Regions from separate parts of the Mus musculus genome. Here region 2 is linked to region 1. The links are chromatin loops, found by intact Hi-C in ENCODE. Cell type or tissue: heart. All regions are shown on one strand. Links, peaks and the distances in the headings refer to the core of each region. The heading gives the core; the rest is flanking DNA. Region 1 holds the start of Mrps18b (mitochondrial ribosomal protein S18B). Region 2 holds the start of Ppp1r18 (protein phosphatase 1, regulatory subunit 18).

The links. Hi-C counts contacts between places; a loop is a spot of excess contacts. Peaks named below come from ENCODE experiments on the same cell type or tissue, not always from the same donor. Only the 100,000 strongest peaks of a DNase experiment are listed, where the experiment ranks them.
Region 2: a loop joins it to region 1, with 3 times the contacts of the local background. A loop is called at or near these places in 8 of 42 quality-filtered maps.

What each region holds. Positions count from the first base shown.
Region 1 is chr17:35,910,959-35,921,932 of GRCm38, reverse strand. It overlaps Mrps18b (mitochondrial ribosomal protein S18B), which reads left to right and starts at 5,493. Exons shown (of 7, transcript NM_025878.2): 1 at 5,493-5,641; 2 at 7,129-7,237; 3 at 7,344-7,441; 4 at 7,531-7,599; 5 at 9,529-9,595; 6 at 10,455-10,514. The coding sequence starts at 5,570. It overlaps Ppp1r10 (protein phosphatase 1, regulatory subunit 10), which reads right to left and starts at 4,737. Exons shown (of 19, transcript NM_001163818.1): 1 at 4,217-4,737. Mir1894 (microRNA 1894) reads right to left here and starts at 4,044; the gene lies at 3,964-4,044. In heart, for the core only: a CTCF peak has its summit at 5,592 (motif pointing left); DNase peaks (open chromatin) are centred at 2,472, 2,802, 5,052, 5,452 and 3 weaker places; H3K4me3 peaks cover 4,981 bases; H3K27ac peaks cover 4,208 bases.
Region 2 is chr17:35,862,886-35,873,859 of GRCm38, reverse strand. It overlaps Nrm (nurim (nuclear envelope membrane protein)), which reads right to left. Exons shown (of 4, transcript NM_134122.2): 2 at 10,225-10,421; 3 at 9,572-9,748; 4 at 8,460-9,349. The coding sequence ends at 9,068. It overlaps Ppp1r18 (protein phosphatase 1, regulatory subunit 18), which reads right to left and starts at 7,245. Exons shown (of 3, transcript NM_175242.1): 1 at 5,075-7,245; 2 at 1-134. The coding sequence starts at 6,625. In heart, for the core only: CTCF peaks have their summits at 2,314 (motif pointing right), 3,539 and 6,150; DNase peaks (open chromatin) are centred at 3,509, 4,189, 7,329, 7,979 and 5 weaker places; H3K4me3 peaks cover 7,143 bases; H3K27ac peaks cover 6,698 bases.

The DNA of each region.
Region 1 (10,974 bases), core at 2,318-10,317:
CTGAACACTGAGCAAAACTTGTTAACCTGCTGTCGCCCAATACCCTGAAACCTGAGGTCAGAGGAGAAAAACATTCAACAGTGGAAATGTTTACTAGTTAAGGGGGCAAATCCACTCATGTGTGGCCATCTGTACACTGAGAGAGGAATTCTTCCTGTGTCCTCAGTGATCTGCAGAAGCCCCAGGTATATAACAGATCTGTTAGACTGGCAAAGGGATGAATGGGCCCAAGGTAAAAATACATATATCCAAGCTAGAGTAGAGTTTTAAAGTGTTTTATACTCACATAAATCTAACAGAACCCCAAATAAATATGTATGAAATTTGACAAGTCTTGAATTAAACATTACTTCATCCCTCTGACACAGCTGACTGAAATCCAGAGCTAAGTAAATATATTTCCTTTGTGCCTCTACCTATGAACTAATAGGCCTGACTCTAATGTCCCCCCCATTCAATAGGCAGACAAGGCAGGGGACAGCCTTTAGAGAAACTGTTACCATTGTACAAAGCTGAGCCATGTCTAGTGCCCTCTGCTGGAAATGGGGCCTTGGTACTTTAAAATTCCCGCTTATATAAACAATAAAAAGGCACAATAGCCAAGGAAGCTGGGGACAAAACAGGAATGTTAAGATGCTGTTTCCCACTGTTATGTACACTGGGCAGGATGGCTGAACTTGTCTCCTCACAGTAAAATGTGAATGTTCTCAGTGCCTTTTCTTCAGTATTATTTACTCCTTATAAGGGACCCCAGGTCCTTACAACCTAGGTCTCTTATTTTCACAGGCAAACTGTAAGGTCTTCCAGTGGGAACAAAGAATCCATCATGCTTGGAGCAGGTCTGTGGTGAAGGCCCAATAATGCTGTGACCATAGTGGGCAGGGATAGCGCTCAAGTATTCCCCGCTCCTGCTCTGGAGTTACAAGTTGAGGAAACTTGCTGTAACCATAAAGAACTCAGGTCATGTTTTCTTTTTCTTTTTCTTTTTTTATGTTAGCCAGCTGCTAATCTCCATGAAGGGCACAGACAAACGGAGACAAGGGAACATCTCCTGTGATGGACGTACCTCCACCTTCTAAGTGCTGGGGAATGTTCTACACTTCTTACTAAAGATCCTAAATTCCTATCCAACTTCAAAGTGAATTTGAGTTGAGGGTTACTTGGTTTAAAATGGTGGGAAACCATCAATCCTGGCTAGTCACTAAACATCTACCACAACTGCATCCTGAAGCTGTTCAGAAAACAAGGTCCATGCAAGCCAGGCTACTTTTTAAAAAAGTCTTCTAACAAGAGGGAAAAGAAGCGCCAGCTCTTCTTTGTTCTGCCCTGGGCTGTCTTCCCTCAGTGTCTCAAGAGCTTCCTGTTATGACAGTGAGTGGACTGTCTCAAGTGGGTCACCTTGCATGGTGAGGCCCTGTGCTTCCCTCACCTTTATTTTGAAAATCTTTTAAACTTCTTAAAGTATTTGGCTTTCAATAAAGACACAAAATTACATCCACCACCCTGGCCCTAGAATTCTGGCCACTGTAAGACTCAGGTTCTCCAAGGTTCCCTAGAAATAGAGAGCCTTGCATTTTTCACCTCCCACCTAAGGCCTTTTTACTAATCCCTGCTCACTAGACATCAGGACCCAGTGGTGGACTATTCAGATCCCAAGGTAGGTGCACTGCAGAGGCACCTGGCAAACTGCTTAAAAGATAAAAAAGACGTGTGGTAAATAGACATGTGGAAGAGGCCCTCCCATTCAATCAGAAGTCCAAGCAATAATGAGAATCCACACCCAGCAGAAAATGAGCCCTGCTGTACCCAAGTCACGGTAGGACAGCAGGACAAAAGGCTTATAAACTCTGTCTAGAAACTCCACCCAGGACTTAAAATAAAAAATGAAAAGTATATGAAGAAACTGTCAAAGACTTGACTTTGAAAAAGCTGGGGAAAGAGATAAAGAACCAGACACCCAATACTGCCCTGGAGGGCGTGGCTCGCAACATGCACGGCAGCCCCAGCACTCAGCAGGGAGGAAAAGAGGACATTCCTTTCCTCGATGCTTTAACAGAATTTCTTTTTAGGAAGGAAGGAAAAAAGAAATTCGAAAAGGTGGCTCTTTGGGAAAAAGAAAGGTTGTGAAATGTAATACCAGAAATGTTTTGCTTACCAGAAACCGTAGCTTGACTCCCCCTGCCTCGAGTTTAAACTGCAGCCTCCTTTCCTAAAGATTCACTTCTCATCCTAGTGCCAACATACAGGAACTAAGCAACTGCAGGTGATGGCACTGAGCACAAAGAGTTTATCCCCAAACTGAGAGGTGAGAATAAGGATGGTTTACAAGAAAGTCCTACCAGTACCCACCCTTTCCCCAGACTGTTACAAAGCAACCAATACCCAGGTAGTGTAAGGACCCTTCCTGAACAGCATGGCACACTGCAGTTCCCTCAGGCCCTGCGTCTTGCCCAAGTCTCTCTAAAGCAGTCGGGGTTGAGCTTTTTTCCACCCCTGTCCACTGAAGCACGGAATAGGTCCAAGCAGTTGTGATGAGTGGAAGGTGAAACCAAGGCAATGGGCTGACTTTTAACACAAAACCTAGAGCTACATACACAAGGACCTGGACAGCCTCCATCCCTAGTGCTCATTAAGCTTTTATCCCTGGAAGATTTATCATATAAGATAAAAGAAACAAGAAAAAAAAAAAAAAAAAAAAAAACCCAAAACGTATTCTCCCCAACAGCAATCTGCAAAGGGAGAGAAGACAGCTGCTTGGGGGCGGAGTCTTCAGAGGAAGCAAGCTGATTACATCACCTTTCACGGTGGCTCCACCCCCTTGACCAAGCGTCTAGGGAAGCCCTAAGCTGACTGGCAAAGGAGAAAAACAAAGGAGAGGGACGCCATTTTGTTATGGAGAAGATTCAAAATTTAAAAGGCCGGGCAGATCTGCCGGTAGCTTTACTTAACACTGTAAGGCACTAAGTTAAAAAAACAAAAACAAAAAACAAACAGAAGCCATCCCTCTGACCACCACCCTCAACTTGACCTATCTTAAATCAGTTTAAGAGCCTATTACTGAAAATAAAATCAATTAATATACAATTTTCTGCGGGATAAGAATCTGAATTTGCAACTAAAATTCAACTTACTACCGCCGACCATCCCAATCCTCCCTACAAAAGCCAAGTGGTAGGACTTGGACCCCTCAACAAATAGGACCGAGGGGGGAGGACAGGAGAAAAATGGGTCAAGACACAACCTGCAACGCCGCTTGCAAGACAAAAGGACAAGCAAGGAAAAGTCGCCATATTTGAAGCAGGGAGGAAAAAAAAAATCTTTTAACGACACAATCTTCTAGAAAGATAGCATTCAAATGCACTAATGGCTTTTAAAATTATACTCCTGAGTTCCACATTTCCCAACCTTTCCACCCTCTTAGCTGTATCCACCACCCACTAAAAAAGTATCAAGTTAAAATGTTAATCACTTTTGCCTTTAAATAACCTATGCAAGCTGAAACAATCACAAGACATTCTTTACCTCCCCAAATGTTATTGTATGTACTTGTTACTATGATTTTTGCCCTAAATTTAAGTGTCTTGCAATCTTTATTCCTAGATTGCCACCTATTTTAACCACACAATATATCCCAAGCAAATTACATTAAAATAGAGAGGATTTAACAGTCACTTTAAAGACATAGCCAGCTAATATTTCTCTGCCCATCTCCTTACCCTGCAATCTTTATGTACAGATTGCTTATTAATCTGGCAAATTGAAAGGCGTTCTGCTTGTCTCACACACAAAGAAGTGGGACTTCTGGGCCACAAGATCCACCATCTTTTGTATGTGAGCTCATTAACCCTTTTGAAGACTGCTAACCAGAGGAAGGTAACCATTCCTCCTTATTATCGCAAAGGCTTATGCTCTGGCAGTCTGGAAATCTGCTGGATTATCAAGGGTTAACCGTCAAAATCCTCACTGGCTGGCCCTCCCTTCACCCTCTCCCTTGCCTGCTCCACAGCAGGGAAGAGGCAGGTGGTAGGGGAGAGAGAACAAAGACTGTTTAGACCCACAGGACCTTTAATGGAGATTTAAGAGACCCGATTGGTCCTTCTCTCCAGTACTCTACATTTGTTCTATGGTCTCATTTCTTCCTCTCATTATTTTTGGTTTCACAACGGGAAACGTTGATTTCTTGTTCAAGGCTGGTTTTTGAAAATTCGACACTTACTATCCAATTTTTTTGCGACGTCAGCACCTCGGGCTCAGGGGGGAGGGGTAAAATTTTGGAGGAAAAAAAATAAAGCAACCAACCAGGACCCAAACTCAGTTACTTGTGGGGCCTCATTGGATCAAAAAGTCTCTTTTAAAAAAAGTAAAGACCAACTCAGTTTTCATTTCCCCCCCGCCCAACTCCATTTAGGGAGAGGGGGTCGTTGAAAAAAAAAGTCTGAGTGGATTCCAAAACGGAAATGCTGGATGAGTGAGATTGGGTAGGTTTGGGCAGGGAAGGTGGTTGATTATTTTTGAAGTTATGTGGTGACGGTCCTTCGGCCACAGATCTCAAGTCCCAAGCAGCGTGGGCTGGTGGGGTGGGCAAGATAGGTGGGGAGGGGCAGAAGACACGAGTGGTTGGGCTGGTGGCTGATTTCCCTTTCCCCCCTCTCAGGATCCTTTCAAGGGTTTAGATGTTGCTGAGGCTTGTTTGTTTTCCTGATGGCCGGCCTGTCTTTCTCCGAGAAAATTCAACCTGGGGTAAAAGGAACACAAAAGGAGGAAGGTGTAATCAGTACGGGTCGCCTTTAAACGTTTCAAAGTTGTCGCAGGACGCAGCCGCATTAGGGAAAAACGTGGCTGCCCATTAAATCCGAAACCACCCCGTTCCCCCGGCCCGCTCTCGGCAAAACGTTACCCTCCAAAGCGACGGAGCACCCAAACTTACCTCTAAACGAACCCCAGAATGGCGGCCGCCCGCTCGGGCGGAGTCTTTTATACCCGGCCACCGCCCAACGCACCCTAACGTGATGGAGAACCGCCCTCGCCGGGACACATTGTGCGCGAGGCGAACTCTGATTGGCCAGCGTGCGAGCCGGGTCGCCCGCGGATTGGACGTCCCTCCTCCACCTTCCCGAAGCCCCCTTCCCTCGGTTCCCCTCTTCCGTCTCCTTGCTATCACCTCTACGCCAGCGCGTGATCGCCGCGTCCGGCACCTCCCTTTCCTCTGCCTCCACCACTTCCGCTCCGGCGACCCGGGGTCGCCCTCGGTTGGCCGAAACGGCCCGACGCATGCGCACTGGGAGCACCCTGGTTAAAATCGCAATCAAATCTGCTTTCATGTTAGACACTAACCATGGAATCTAGGATTCATCGTGACTGGTCCGGGAGAAATGCAATTTTGAAGGCTGGTTCGATTGTGACGCAGTTTAAATTCGCGTCTGTGGACCCCGCCCCTTGACGCTTCCGCCCTTAGACATGTGAGCAGCCGCCTTCCGCATTGCGGGGCGTGTCCTTGGCCCACCCTAGTGCGTGTCCCGAGCATGCGCAGTCGCTCTTCCGGCAGGCCGTACGTCCGGTGTGCGTCAAGATGGCTGCCCCCTTGCGGCACACGCTTCTAAAGCTGGTTCCTACACTCTTACGAAGTTCCTATGTAGCTCAGGTAAAACGTTGGAGGGGTTTTCTCTACCTCCCCGTGGTGTCTATACTTTCGATCTTCCTTCCATTAGGAGGAGTCAAGGGGCATGGGTTTTCCCACATGTCTACGTGTCAGCCCTGCACCAGCCTCCGTCCCCTACGGCGCGCGATTTCTAACTACCGAGCGTTCGGGTCAGAGCCAGGGTTACGGGTTATCATCGTCGTCTCCCGACTACCATTAGGCAAAAGAACTAAATGGTGGGGTTGCCCCTGTGGAAATGGGCAGTTTGTAACCAGGTCGTTGGTGCCTGAAGTGGCACCCAGGACGTGTTTGGTTTTTTTTTGTTGTTGTTGTTTTTTTTTTAGCAAAGGACCCTATTTTAAGGATTTTCCCCGGTGTTCGGGAGACAGCCCAGGTTGGTCTCATAGGTACTTTCTGAGCTTTCTACCTCTCCCTCCCAGATTATGGAATTAAAAGCAAGTACACTAGTCCTACTCCACCTCGTCACACGTCATTTCCCCATCAGAGCATGCTTGAGATCATTCTGCTCTCTGGATTGAGATTGCCCTTTAGCCTCAGGTACTCACCACCCTGGAGGTTCTCCGCAGGGCAGGGAGGAATAGGAAGGCTTGTCTCGACGCCACTCCCTAAAATGGGACTACAGAGTAGTGACAGAGGTTACCACCGAAGTAATAACAGGCTTGGTGGCTTTAAAGCTAGCGTTAGGACGCAAATTTGTTTTGCTCTGTGGAATGTTGACCTGCAGCATTTTAAGAAACTGATCAGCGCAGCGACTTTGGGGTTTTCTCATCTGTATGAATCATGCCCAGCTCTCCATTATTAATCTTTGTGTTTTCTTTTTATTTATTTATTTTTGGTATTTTGAGACGGGGTTTCTCTGTATAGCCCTGACTGTCCTGGAACTCACTTTGTAGACCAGGCTGGCCTTGAATTCAGAAATCCTCCTGCCTCTGCCTCTCTGCGGAGTGCTGGGACTAAAGGTGTGCGCCACCACGCCCAGCTTTCTTTTCTTTTTTTTTTTTTTTATTAAGAGATTTATTTATTATTATACATAAGTACACCGTAGTTGTCTTCAGACACACCAGAAGGGGTTGTCAGAGCTCATGGGTGGTTGTGAGCCACCTTGTGGTTGCTGGGATTGCTCTTACCCGCTGAGCCATCTTGACAGCCATTATCAATCTTATTTCCAAAAGTTTGGCATTTTTTTCACACCATAACCAACCAGTGCTCATCAAACGCAGATATTTGTATGCCAAGGTTTTTAAATTGTCACATCCCACTAACATCTTTTACCTTGTTGGCTTATCCTGCAGGGTCAGCTTGGGGCCCTAGGTAGAGTGGTTGTCAGTTTAGCATCAACAGAAATGCTACTTTCATAGCAGAAATGCTATTTTCTTGATGAGTTATACTGACATTTTGTGCACACGTTCCAAACTCTGTCCCCAGTGTATGATAAACCAAATAGTTGCAGCCTCTTACTCCCTTTTTAGGTTCCCCTCCAGACTCTTTGCACCAGAGGCCCTCCTGAAGAAGATGCTCCATCCTCGCTTCCCGTTTCCCCATATGAGAGCGAGCCTTGGAAGTACCTGGATTCAGAAGGTGCCTGAGGCTAGGGGAAAGGAGGGGAAGATGCAGCCCGAAGTGTCTAGAGAAGACCCCTTCCACTCTCGCATGCATAAGTAAACTCATCTGGTCTTGATTTCAGAATACCACAACCGCTATGGCTCTCGCCCTGTTTGGGCTGACTACCGCCGCAACCACAAAGGTGGTGTGCCACCACAGCGGACCCGAAAGACATGTATTGTGAGTTTCTAAGGTTCTCATCTTAATAGAGTGGGAAGAGGCCTCCTAGAAGGTATCATAAATTCTTTCCTTTTTTCCCTCCCCTACAGCGTAACAATAAAGTTGCTGGGAATCCTTGCCCAATCTGCCGGGATCACAAGTTGCATGTTGACTTTAGGGTAAGGAGAGTCTTTTATCCAGAATTAGAATTTGTAGCCTCCTCGCGGCGCTCGAGATTGTCAGAGGTGTCTCACAGTCTTCATATCCCTGAACCTGTACAGTCCTATTTTTCAGTGGTTGCCATTTTGAAAACACCCCTCTTTTGAGCTGGATTTGGTCGCACACACCTTTAATCCCAGCAGGAGTGAGGCAGATTTCTGAGTTTAAGCCCTGCCTGGTGTGCAGAACAAGTTCCAGGATAGCCAGGGCTCCACAGAGAAACTAACTCATCATGAAAAACAAAGAAGATACAGATTTTAGAGTAGACTTGGATGACATAGATCTGTAACCCCACACTGGCAGGCGGAAGCAGAAGTGTGAATTCCACGTTCCAGGCCTTGTCATAAACCTATACTATGTATTACAGAAAGGAAGAGAAAGCTCCTTTCTACTGGGATGATGCGCATAGATTAATTGAGAAGGTAGGAGTCAGTCTAAGTGGGTAGCTTCAGACTTGTTATGCAGCTGAACTGAGACCACACCTAGGTGTGTGTGTGGGGGGGGGTTATATATTTTTTCTTAAAGAATAAATTTATTAAGGAAAAACTTCCAAAGACAGGGAAAGTTCAAGGAAAGAGACCCTATTTATCTGTTAAATCACCAGCAAATATATTGTCTTGTGTGGGTGGGCAGACACTTTCCTCCATTTTACTCTTATGAGACAGGGTCTGTTTATGTATCCCAAGCTCTCCTCAGCTCACTGTACAGTCTCAGCAGCCTGAGTTCTGAGGGCCCAGGTGTCTACTGCCTTGCTTAGTTGTCTGTATTTCCTTGTCCTCCCAGAGTCCATTGAGATGCTGGGACCTGGGGCTAGGGGACAGAGATAAGAAGGGAGCTAAAAGTACAGTAGATTCTCTCCCCCCACACACACACACCCCTCTATCCCCAGAAAAGCCTTCCAAATGATGAGGCTTGCTTCTAAGTGAATGCTAAAGATTATAAAGATGCTCGAGGAGCCAAAGCTGTGGTTGTGCATCAAGGAAGCAGGGCATACGGCATGCCAGAGTGTTGAGGAGGGTGCTCACCCTTGAAGCACATCCTAGAGGGGACCGCAGTGCCTTTCCAGTGTGTGTACGGAGCAGGTTGCAGTGACTGGGATCCGCGGCGGGCGAGTGAAGACGTAACAGCCAGTTCTGTAACTCCACCGATGTGTCTGCTTTCTTCACTCCTCACCTCCTAGCACTGGTCTGTCTGGTTGTTTGATGCAGTTAGAACTTTTAAGTTGCTCTTAGTTACACACTGTATCTTACCATAACCTTCAGCAGCCCAGTGCATTACTTACTACATAGTCATCATTTTGGGGTAATTTCTGGACCTTGATGGCCATCCCTAATTTTTGCTCAAAGGTGGACCATTAGGAGCATGGCTTCTCCAAAACTGGCAGATTATAGGATGTGTGCATGAAATGAATTGGTGAGCGAGACAGAGAGCAGGAAGGAGCCCCTGTGAGGGTTTTGTTTTGTTTTTTGGGGGGCTTTTTTGGCTCTTTGTCTTTTGAGACAAGGTCTCTCTGTAAAGCCCTTGCTGTGCTGGAATTCACTCCACTCAAAAGCACAGACCCACTTGCCTCTGCCTCCCTCGCACTGCTGTGCGCCACCACTCCCTAGCTCTTCGTCTTTGCTTTGCTGGGCTTTTCTTTTTCCGGGAGGGTGGGGGTAGCACTTGCTGGCCTTGATCTCAAAGATAGTCTTCTGCCTCCTGTGTGTTGGGATTACACCTAACAAGATGTAGCCAAGGCTGGCCCTAACCTCCATTCTTCTGTGTTCCTTTTTCATCAAGTTCTGATGGGTTGTGCTACCACAAAGGGCTGTGTTGGTGTAAGGGGGACACACTTAGCCTACAGAGGTCTTGACCAGTCCCTCACACATTTGTTTATCTCTCTCCTGCAGAATGTGAAGCTCTTGGAACAGTTTGTCTGTGCACACACGGGTATCATCTTTCACGCCCCATACACAGGTTAGCTTGGCCCTCCTGTTATGACTTCTATAGTTTTTCCGTGGAGCTCCTTATTATGGGGTTGGGAGGTAGACATTCCTTTGATAGCTCCTATAAATAATAGCACACAGAAGTTTTTGTTTAATGAGAACCATCATTACGATAAAACAGTTAAATGTAGACAAAAGACTAAAGTTTTAGAGCCTCCCTGTAGGAGTGAGGGCTGTCTAAATGTACTTTAAAAGGTAAAGCGTGCCTTAAACTGTGAGTTTGGGGTCAGCCTGGTCTACATAGTGAGTTCCAAGACAGCCAGGGCTACATAGACTCCGGCTCAACCTTTTTTTTTTTTTTTAAAGGTGAACAGCTTGCTTCCTTGTAAAGTTTTCCACCTATCAGTCTATAAATTTGTGTGTATGTGTGTGTGACAGGGTTTCTCTGTACAGCCCTGGCTGTCCTGGAACTCACTCTGTAGACCAGGCTGGCCTCGAACTCAGAAATCCGCCTGCCTCTGCCTCCTGAGTGCTGGGATTAAAGGCGTGTGCCACCATGCCCGGCGATATGTCCCTTTTGTCAGAGTTTTTTTGTTGTCAGCCTACAGAGTGGAGCTGGGAATAATTGCTACTCTGTCACATTCCCTAATTTGAAATCACTTCTTATAAGATCTTTTTCTGTGGATTTTCCAAGTCAGCCTTAACCACATTTGTCATTGAGTCATCTTCTGGCCCATCTGTAGGCTCTGTCATTCCATGACATCTCTGTAGTGGCTGGACATCCAGGCAGATACAGGTCAGGGCCCTGGGGCATTAAATGGTCAGCTGTCTCTGTGTAGAAGACTTGCTGCTGTGTGGGACGCTGTCCAGGTTGACGTTTCTCTCCGTAGGGGTCTGTATGAAGCAGCACAAGAAGCTGACCCAGGCCATCCAGAAAGCCAGGGAGTGTGGTAAGTGAGAGCAAGGGGCAAGGGTTTCTGAGGTGCTTACGTGCTCCCATGTCTATGAGAAAGTACTCAGCAGACTCCTAGTTTTTCCACGTTGGGTGAGTTGCTGGACTCGGAAGTAACAGCTGTAGGTTCCAGGCTACTAAGAGTACATATTGAGATGATCTTTCAGGAAACACAAGGAAGGAACATTCCTTCTTCAGACTACTCTGTCTCCTGAATCTTGACAGTCTTGTGTTTCTTGGTTCTGACCTGGCTTATACAGCACCTTTGCACGGATGAGTGAGGAGGGAGAGCCCATGCAGTGCCCTGCCTGTTCTCTGTCTCCTTGGCAGGGTGTGCTGTGTATGCGCTGCTGGAATGTGCTTGGTGGTTATGACTGGTCCCTCGACTTGTAGTGCCTTTTTCTTGTCTTGAGTCTGACCTGCCCTTCCTCATCCACCATTATTTCCTTTAACCCCGT
Region 2 (10,974 bases), core at 1,525-9,524, 47 kb after region 1:
TCCTCCTCGTCAGGCTGGGTTGCTAAGGGGGCAATGGGGGTCTCAGGCTCCGGGCCTAGATCCTCCAGTACCGAGCTCTCAGAAGGGTATTGGTATGTGGTCTCCAGGGCTGTCTCACTAAAGGAGATCTTGAGCTGAGAGAAGTGAGAGGAGAGGAGGAAAGTTCATTACTAGGGGACCCTAGGGAGGGCCGAGAGAGCAGAGGAGAGTGGAAAGGAGCTGGCCTTAGGCACCAGGCAGACCTTCCCTTCCATCCATTTGGGGCTTTGGCTTCCCCTTACATCTTGATTCTTCCTTCTAATGGCGTCATTCAAAACAAAACTTAGGGGCTGGAAAGATGGCTCAGTGGTTAAGAGCACTCGCTGCTCTTGCAGAGGACCTGAGTTCAGTTTTTAGCACTCACAACCATCTGTAACTATAGTTCTCAGCACCTATATGTCAGCTCACCACTGTCTATAACACCAGTTCCTCAGACACTCTCACACAGACATGCAGCCAACCACCCGTGCACACAAAATAATAAAGAAATAAATAAATTAAAAAAAAAAAAAAAGCTGACATTCAGATGGAGGGAGGTGACCAGTCTGAGGCCAACCTGATCTACATAGAGACCCTGTCTTTAAAAATAAGCACACACAGGCTGGAGAGATGGCTCAGCAGTTAAGAGCACCGACTGCTCTTCCAGAGGTCCTGAGTTCAAATCCCAGCAACCATGTGGTGGCTCACAACCATCGGTAAATGGGACCTGATGCCCTCTTCTGGTGTGTCTTAAGAGAGTGATGGTGTACTCATACACATAAGATAAATAAATAGATAAATAAGTCTTTAAAAAAAATAAGCACACACATACCCACACAACCACAAAAAAAGAGAGAGATTTTGCCATGGCAAGGACTGGGTAAGTAAGGCAGAATTAGGGTCTCTTTCCTTCGCTGCTGTGATGCAGAGGTAGTATACAAGCCAGCCAACCAACCAACCTGAAGTGAGATGGGCACTCCAGATTCAGGAATGGATAAGACAACAGAAAGGTTTGGACAAGCCAAGGGATGTTCAACATACAGAAGAGTCCCTGGAATATGGAACTGACAAAGATAGAGAGCCAAGTCCAGGCAAACACTGGGTAGGAATGGAGAGCAGCCCACAGGGTACTCACAAAAACAGAGGTCAGAGAAAGCCAGAAATCCCCCCAAAACAGGCTGTCTTCGCATCCTTCCCCTTTGCCCTCCTAAGGAGTTCTGGGACGCTGTGGGATTAACTCTGTAATCCCAGGGGTTTAGGAAGACAAACAGAAAGGGATTCCAGGTGATCTGTCCAGGGCATCTGTGACCCAGCATTCCAGAGCCTCCACGTGAACTACAGCATGGCTGCAAGGGGCTGATGAGAGGGGACAACTTGGTCCCTAAGGAAAGCAGGGTACCCAAGACTGTATGTGTCACTCCTTGGGTCCAAATCCTGCAGTGGCTGCTGCTGCTTCTCCTCCTCCTCTAACTCTTCTTGGCTCTCCCTCCCCCCCCCCCCCGCCCCCTTCTTTCTCTAAGACAGTGTTTCTCTTTGTATAGCCCTAGCTTCCTGGATCTGGCTCAGTAGACCAGGCTGGCCTCTACCTCACAAATGCGGCATGCACCACCATCAGCACCCAGTATTCTGCAATGGTTTATTTCACCTCGCTTTGAACAAAATCCAAAGCCTAACCAAATGCAACTGGGTGATATTTGCTTCTGCCTCCAGGCCTCTGTGTTGACTGTCCCCTCTGGCTGGAAGGGGCCTCCAGAGCATCCTGTTCAGAAGCTGCCACATCTGCATCCTGCTCTGTGTCCTGACCATTTTACATGCACCCTTGTACCAATATTTCCATAATCACTCACCCACTTCTTTTTTTTTTTTTTTTAAAGATTTATTTATTTATTATATGTAAGTATACTGTAGCTGTCTTCAGACACTCCAGAAGAGGGCGTCAGATCTTGTTACAGATGGTTATGAGCCACCATGTGGTTGCTGGGATTTGAACTCCTGACCTTCGGGAGAGCAGTCGGGTGCTCTTACCCACTGAGCCATCTCACCAGCCCACTCACCCACTTCTAACCCACTACAGAGACACAACCTCTCTTAATATCTGGGGGGGGGGGGGGGAGTCTGTAGTAAGACATCTTCACACAAAATGCCAGTGTCCTCAAGTCCCTTATATAAGATACATAAGTAAATTGCATACAACTTACACAGGTCCTCCATGTACCTTCAAGATCATCATCATCATCGACTTGGTGTTTTGCCTGTAACTATATGCACCATGTACATGCAGTGCCTAAGAAGGCCAGCAGAGGGCATCAGATACCCTGAAACTGGGGTGGAGGATTCTGAGGAGGATATAGGTGCTAGGAACTGAACCCAGGTTCCCTGCAAGAGCAGCAAGTGCTCTTAATGGCTGTGCCATCTCTCTCTAGTTCTGTTCTGTTTTGTTTTTATTTCTGAAAATAGAGCTGACTAAGCAGCCCAGGCTGGTCTTGAACTTGGCATCCATAGATGGAATTTCAAGCCCATGCCACCCTCCTGGAGGGCCTTGAATATTTTTGGCCTGTGCTTGGTTGAAATCAAGAATAACCCTTGGTGCAGAAGGCTGCGTTGTACCGACTATTCATATACACAGTTGTCACATGTCATAAGATAAGGGTCTGTCTGGACATCAGCTAAGGTTGGTTGGTTCCAACAACCAACAAAGAACCAAGTCTATGGAAAATGCCCAGAGAAGCGAGGGGCGGCCACCAGATGGCTCAAACTTCAGTATCTGAAAAGGAACCCTTACTGGTTCTGCTGTTGACAGACTTAGCCGAATTTCTAGTTCATTCTCCTTTCTTCCTAAGCTCCCTTCTCCAGCCTCTGCAGTTTATCATCTGTTCTGTGAAGGAATTCATTTTACCTACTCCATAGACTTCTGTGTCGTCGTCCCCCCCCTTTGTTTCACCACCCCCCAGTTTCTGACTGGGCTTCTTAGGAATGCATAACCCGAATTAGGGGCGGGCAGAGAGGGAAGTGACTCACTAGATCCTCTCATCAGCTATATAAGGTCACCAGGGGGCCGGGGAAGGAGGGGAAGGTCTCCAGCCAGAGAGGATGCTGGGCAAAAGCACCAGCTACAGCACCCCCCCCCCCCAAAGGACTGGGGTGGTGTCTGTCATGATGGCAGGTTTGATAGAAGTAGCCAGAAAAGGAACTACTTAGGGAAGGTGAGGGATGGTGGTAAGGGTTGGAATAGAGCCAGCGCAAGGCACAGTAATCCTTGCTGAGGCTGCACAGACAGAGAACTGAGCGGTGAGGATGGAGACTCAGAGAGGAAGAGGTAAATGGTCAGGTCTAGGGAACTGTGCAGCCTCTTCCCCACCCCCACCCCCACCCCAGTGTAGCTGCTTCCTGATTCTCTCACCACATCCTGAGTAGTTCTTTCGGGGCCTGGGCCCAGTGTTCCCACTCAGTGCTACCAGCCTTCCGGGCCCCCACCCCAGGCTTCCTGTTTGGAAGGTCTGCTTCCGCCCCTCCTACTGGATGACCTAGGTACGGTCACCAGCACAGGTCCTGCTCTGTACTAGGCTCCTTGGCTTCCCCCAGATGGTTCCTAGGTAGGAGCCACAAAGCCTTGTGTCTCCCTCTGCTCAGTCTCCAAAGCCACAGCCAGCCTCAGTAGGAAGTGACTTTTCAGAACACCTCACCCTAAGAGAATTTCCTGTCCTCTGTCCTTTCTAGCTGCCCAGCCCTGAGAAGAGAGAGCCAATAACCCAGACAGAGGCAGGGGAAGAAAAGTCACGTTCAAGAATAGGATAATGAAAATGGACACTTTGTACATGAATTAAAAACAACAAAAAGATGAACTGGGAGGAACCAAGTGACTCATGAGCTTAGCCCTGATCTTTGGTCCTCATGGTGGCCTATTGACACTGAACACACACACAAACACATGAAAGAAGGGTGAGACAGGCTTGCCAGGCCCTGGGAAGATTTGTGTTGTGTGGAGGGCCTTCTGGTCTGAGGCGTCTGACTGTAGCACTGTCTCTCCTCAGAGATTTTTTGACTTAGGAAAACTATTGGTACATATCAGGAAGGTGCTGGGCCGGAGCCAAAGGGAATAGTTACCCTATCCAGTGCTTCCTTGCATGTCTGCATTTCAGCCTAACCTCTGACCCTCTGCTGGCCTCAGCCCCACCCCACCCCACCCCGCCCCCAACTCTCACAGTGCCTGAACCAGTCGCAGCTCTGCAGCTCTCAGCTCAGCGCAAAAGAACTTCTCTCTGTTTCTACCCCAGGGGAGGGAGAGGCCAGGGTAGCAGGAACAGAGGGGGAAAAAACCCCCGAGGCTGAGACAGTTCTGTGGGGGGAGGGGAAGCCCAGGGAGGAAAGATGGGGGAAGGGACTGGGATATTTTGGAAGAGAAGGCTTTTCTTGTCCCTAGAGAGAAGGAAGCACTGTCTAACATTTGCCCAGTTTGGGGGGAGGGGTAGGCAACCCTGAAGTCACCCACTTCAAATGGCCTCTTCTTGCCAGGAGTGGGGGCCGACTTGGGGTCTAAACTCCTTCTTCCTTCAGCCAGCTCTGTTCCATCACCCCAACCCACCCCCCACCTCTGTTCTGGAATGTCCTCCATTAGCTTTGACCCCCTCCTCCTTCTGGGGCTGAGACCTTCATTCCAACTTCCCTGAACTTCTCCGTCAACCTTCTCTGTCCCCCTGGGTTATTTTCACACGCCTTCACAGGTACGTTATCTTTTCTCTCTTACCAGAGGGTTAACTGGGTCAAAAGCCCAGAGGAAGAAAAGGAGAGGGGACCGAGAGAGTGGGGAAAGAAGAAACAGGCAGGGCACACCCGAAAACGACACACCCCAACACAGCAGTTGAGTGCAGAACAGAATCCTTGGGGCTCCAAAATGAATGGCAAAGGAAGGCTACCCAGAGGAAGGGTGTGTGCAGGGGGAGGAAGGGAGTCGGCAGGAATAAAAAGAATAGAAGACAAGAACACACACATATAAAAAAGCCATCCAGTCAGAACTAGAAAGAGACTTCTACCCAGTCAGGCATGGTAGCTCTCTTACCTGTTTGTGATGTCTTTCAGGGGACCCCTTGACAAGGCAGCTGCGGCTGAGACGGAGGTAGCCCCCCAGCACCAAGATCTCCTCTGCAGTTGGGTACCGCTTCTTCCCAGATCCAGACCCTGCAGCATCAGCTGTAGCAGGGTTGACTGGAGGGGCTGGGCTGGCAGGGGGCGCACACCTCCGTGGGTTGACAGTGAAGGTGTGTCCACTGCGGCGGGGGGCCCCCACCCCCGGTCCTGGTTTCACCCCATAGAACAGACGGCTCATGAGGGGATCCCCAGAGGGTTGGGGGGCAGTTGGGGCCGAGGGTGGGGGAGACAGAGGGGCTGGTGTTGGGGGCCGGGGTTCTGCCGCTTCCTCTTCCTGCTGTCTGGAGCCTTCCGTCCCAGAGTGCTCTGGTGGGAGGGGGGAGGGCCCAGAGCAGAGGTTCTGCTGGGCTCTCAGAGGCCTGCTCTGAGCCTCCGCCTCCTCCTTCTCAGCCTCCTCTTCAGCCTCCATACCAGAAGGTCCTGGGTGCTTCTCTGAAGATGCTGGAGGATCTGGCTTCTGAGTTTGTGTATCTATGTCCCAGGTCGTCCGTTCTCGAGCCTTCCCAGAGTTTAGGGTCCATTTCCAGCTTTCAGTGGGTCTCTGCTCAGCAGTCTCCACTTCGCTCGAGGTGATGTCTTGAACCTCCTTTGTCACCGGAACAATCCCTGAACTCAATTTCTCTTCCTCTCTCCCACACCCTTCCAAGTAGTCTTTCCTCTCTTCACCGGACTTCAGCCTCCACTCTGTGGCCTCCAGCTGTATCAAGCTCTGTTTCTGGGGTTCTCTTGAGTCAAGATTCCATTTATGGACATCTGTCGGGCTGGCCTTCTGGTCACCAGGCTCCCCAGGGCTCAGAATGCTTTCCAACACCTCCTTTCTCTTGGGACTGTCATCTCCAGAACCCGCTAATCTCAGACTCTCCTCTGGAGTTTCTCCAGGGCTCAGCCTCCATTTCTGAGCCTCTGCTGGTCTGGAACTCAGGTCTCTGGCCTCTGCTGGGCTCTGCCTCCAGTCTCGAAGAGACCTCGAACTTGACTCTTGGGCTCCCCCTATCACCAGCCTCCTATCTCTGGACTCCCGGGGACTTAGCCTCTCTTCTCTGGACTCTCTTCCCTTAGGACTCTGATCTCTTAAATTACCAGGACTTGATCTCCTTTCTAGAACCTCCAGAGGCCCAGCCTTCCTATCACCAAGCACCTCGTTTCTCTGCTGCTGCTGCTGTTGCTGCTGCCGCTGTCGCTCCTGTTGGATGAATCGATTCTGATGTACTGGTCCAATAGCCTCCAAAAGGACAGCAGATTCATCTGGGTCTGGAGGTCCAGCCTCAGCATTCCCAGGCACAGGGCTCCCCTCTCCAGGAGGCAGGCCCAACTTGGCTCTGCGTCGTTCCAGGATTCCCCTCTTCCAGGCTGGCATCTGGGACAAGCGATCCCGTTCTGCTTTCTCGCGGCCACGAACCGCTGCCTCCTCCTGCCTCCGCCGGGCTAGCAACTGTAGCTTCCAATCTGGGATAGCGGTCATGGTCACTGGAAGTGAAGGAGAGAGTATTGGGGGACAGGAACAGGAAGGGTAAGCTTCAGAGGAGCCCGGAGACTGAGAATGGGGGTTGGGGGAGGAAGTGATGCGGGAAGGGACGAAGAAGGGCAGGAGGGGACAGTGGAATTAAGAATGAAGATAGAGGAAGGCCGTGAAAGGAAGGACAGCAAAAGAGTCAGGAACTGAAAAACTGAAGAGAAAAGCTGGGTGCCAAGTTGGGGGTGGGGATAGTGGGAGAGGAAGAGTCGAGATTCCGGGCAGAGGCAGAGCTAGATTGGGGTTTGTGGGCACCAGACCGTCCCTAAGATATAAGAAAGGGGAGAGAGGAAAAGCAGGAGAGAGAGAGGAGCCGGAGGAGCCGGGGCTGAGAAGTGAGCGGATTCAGTCAAGACTGCCTCCCCCGGTACGCAGGGGGAGATAAACGGGAAGAACAGGGAACCAGACGGCGAAGGGCGAGGAGATCGGGCAGGAGGTGAGGAGGTGAGGACAGATGTAGAGGGCAGAGGTCCAGGGTAGAAGGGGAGACCGGGAAACAGGCAAGGGCGCCGGCGCCTCTTCGCACGGGGCCCCCGCAGCTCCCGGCTGCCTTCCCGGCTGCGCTCGGCCCCGCCCCTCAGTCCGGCCCCTACCCCACTGTCTTTCCCGCCCCCGAGGCGGGTCAGGGGAAATACCCTCCTTGGGGACTTTTGGTACCCGAGCAAGTGTGCAGCCCCGTACATTCCCAGAACCCTGGCGTCCAGCCGCGTTCAGTCCCTACAATCTCGCCGGCCTCCCCACCGGATACGCTCCAGAACTCGGGCGCGACGAGGACCCACATCACGCCTCTGCTGTCTTCCCCAACCAGGGAGCCGGCTCTCAGGGGACCTTGACCCAAAGGGTTGTGCACCAGAGGGAACTGAAGGGACAATCTATGCAAAAGGGGAGACACTCCAGGGAAGATCTGGAGCCAGGAGGCACTTCTCTTAAAGTGGGAGCCACATAGTCAACTTACACGCCTCGGGGTCCCTAGGAGGAGGTGCAGTGGAGTCAGGCGTCGGGAGAGAGGAAGAGGAGGAGAGAGGCGAAGGGAGATCCGGAGGGAGGGAGGGAAACAGAGGAGGAGGGAAGAGGGAGCCTAAGAGGAGGGACGGAGACGCAGACTGGGGGCCAGGCGGGGGCGGCGACCGCTTTGTCTACGGACAATGGGGCGAGGGAAGGGGGCGCAGGGAGGAGCCCGGCGAAGGGCGGGGCTTCGCTGCCCTCCTTCCCGCGTGGACTCTGGTGGGACTTCTCTCTTGCTGTGGCTATCCCCTCGCTCTCCGTTGTCTGTCTCCAGAGACCTTCACCCGCTTCCTTCCTTGCAGCCCCGAAGAAGCGGGGTGTCCAGACCCACTTCTCCAGCTGGCCGACCCGGGGCGGCGGCCCGTGACTCAGGCCCCCTGAGGGACATGGGGAGGAAGCGGCAGCTGCTTGGAGTCGGACCCGCCCTTCCCATCTCTCGCCGCTCCTCCCCACGCTTTTTCTTTCCCTAGCCAGTCTTTGTTACCGTGGCAGAGAAGGCGGCTGCCAGGCCCTGGGGTCTGAGGCAAAATGGCTTTGGGAGTTCGCTCTCCTCCCAGAGAGTTATTCTGTCTCCCGTGGGTTCCCTGATTTATACGCGGAGAAACTAATATTTGGAGGGAACAGGACTGGACGACTGAGAGATGGGGCGGGTCCATGGGGTGTGGCCCCAGCCTTGCGATCGTTTTAGAGTGCTCGGCTATCACCGCAAAAACTAGGTCTCATCTTCCTTCCCACAATTGGTTCTGCGGCTTGAGAGTCATGGACAGACAAGTGGATATCATATGTATAAAATTTTATTTTTTCTGCAGCGCATATCCTTTGGGAGAGCAGGGAGCCCTGAGTCAACCCGAGTTAAAATCGGGAGACGTCGCCTTAGGAGACCACACAGAGCTGTAGGGAAAGACCTAAGGAGAAACTAAGGCAGGAGTGGGGAGGAAGCACAGCCGCGGTACAAAAGAGCCACTACTTATAAACTTTCAGATAGGCCCTGACATAGCTCCCTGAGGTGGAAACATGGAAGGGAATCCCTGAGGTGCAGAGCCAATAACAGTGCCAGGGGAGTGAGTGCTCCCCAGTGTGAGCTGAGGTGCTCCCCTGTGTGAACTGACCCAGTGTGTGTGGAGGTCATGCTCTAAGAGAAAAGGAGACTCATGAGTTTTGTAACCATTCTTGGCTGGTGAGAGGCGGATCTTGAAGACCAGTGGAGGAAACTTTGAATAAGAATTCAGGATCAAGATTCAGGAACTGAGTTCTCCAGCAGGAGAGGGCACAGCCCCTTCAGGGCATGACTTCCAACCTCCTCCGCGGTCTGAAGCAAACTCCGTCTGGATACTAAGGGATTTGATTTTGAGGTGGGAAGTAAATTCAGGGCTTAGAACTAGCTCCTCACTCTGCTTCCCCATCCTGAGGTCTGGAGAGAAGGTGGAGTTTTCTTTGTAGCTGAGACCGAAGGTAGCGGAGATCTTGCTGGTCAAGCCCATGAGCCAAGCCCAGGTAGAGGGTAAAGAGAAGAGCCAGGAGGAGCCGATCGGTGCCCAAGGTGGGGACCACCCACAGCACAGTCAGCAGCTCCACACACACTGGGTGTCGAAGGTGGGAAAAGAGTCTCAGAGCCCGAGGAGACTTCAGGGACAGGGGCTCGCCCAGTCCCAGCACATGGTAATAAACCTGGAAGAGAGAACATCACGGAACTCAAAGTCAAGCCCTCTATCTCAGTTGCCTCCGTCCTCTTCCCAGCATCCACCCTCAAAGCCCAGGAGACCTACAGTCACTCTCCTTTAAGGCAAGCTGGAGGAAAACAGAGGCACTACAAAGCCGAGAGAAGTCAGAAGAGTTCAGGAGGGAGAGACTTGCAGACGCAGATCTCACGTAGGGGTGTGGGATTCTCACCTGCTTGAGGCCCATCAGTTCAGCGTAGTCAAAGACCAGAAGGATGCTAAAGATGAGGAGCCAGGAAACAACGTGGAGCACAAAGCAGAGGAGAGGTACCCAGGTGGCCCATGGTTCAGCCCGAGCCTCCCATAACACTGGGCCTCTGGGTGTAGTCTCCCAGTACCGCATCACCAACTGGGGAAAGATGAGAGACTGGGCACACCAGTGGTCTCCCTTGCCCCACAATAACCTACGAGGACTCTTTCCGACAGGTATAAACAGTAAATATTTACCATGTGGAGGGTTCTGGGAGGGGTACCAAGGACATGAAGATGGCCCATCCCTACACAGGATTTTTTGGAGACTGGACGGGATGGGGGCTGGTGGATAATAATCACTCAACTAGCCTATGCCAAACATCCATGAGAATACCAACTGGAAGACAAGTGCTATTGTGAGGCCTAGGGAGGTTGTAGGATAAGAACCCGGGAGGAATTCAGAGCTGAAGCAATAAAACATGAACAATGTTGCAAAGGTGAGACTCTCTTAGTGTGCTGGGGAATGTCAAATATATACAGCTTTGCTGATAGGAGAATATGCCCAGGAGGGATGGAGGCTGAGCTCTGCATGTTCTTTCGGTTCCACCAGTCTCCCTTGGCCAGGCCTCATACCTGCAAGGCCAGGGCTGTGCACGCCACATAGAGCGACCTCTGAAGGACGCCAAAGTACCGGGATGTCCACGCCTTCACTGCCTCAGTCGCCATAAGGCTGTGCTGTACCACAAACAGTAGCAGCAGACATAGATCCCAAGCCAAGGAGGCAAGAATGCTCCGGTCCTGCAGGGCAGCCAACCACCCGTGGCGGGCATCTGAGGGAGTTGGGAAGGAAAGGGACAAAAGGCCAGTTAAGATGGCTAGGACATTCCCCTAACCACATCTTTGGAAGCTCTATGTCAAGCCCCTGATGCTTTCAAGATCTTGTCAAGGCCATTCCCAGTTCACTCTGCTGTTCCTTCAATCTTCCATCTTCTCTAGGCCTCCTCCTGGGGAAGGTTTTTAGGTAGGGTCACCTTTAAAAACAAGGTGGGAGGGCTGGGGAGATGGCTCAGTCTATGTAGTGTTGTATAAGCCCGAGGACCTGAATTCAAGCCCAGCATGGTGGTGTGTGCCAGTAATTTTAGTGCTGGGAAGGCAGGGACAGAAGAATCCCCAGAGAGTCTTAGTGGTTAACAACACTTGCTGTGAGGACCCAGCTTGGTTCTCAGCATCTACATGGCAGCTCACAGCTATCTATAACCCCAGTTCCAGGTGAGCCATCGAACCTCTTGGTTTGCCTCAGGTCTCTGTAAAAAAAAAACAACTATGTCCCAAGAATATGTGGGAGATAGGGCTGGAGAGATGGCTCATCGGTTAAGAGCACTG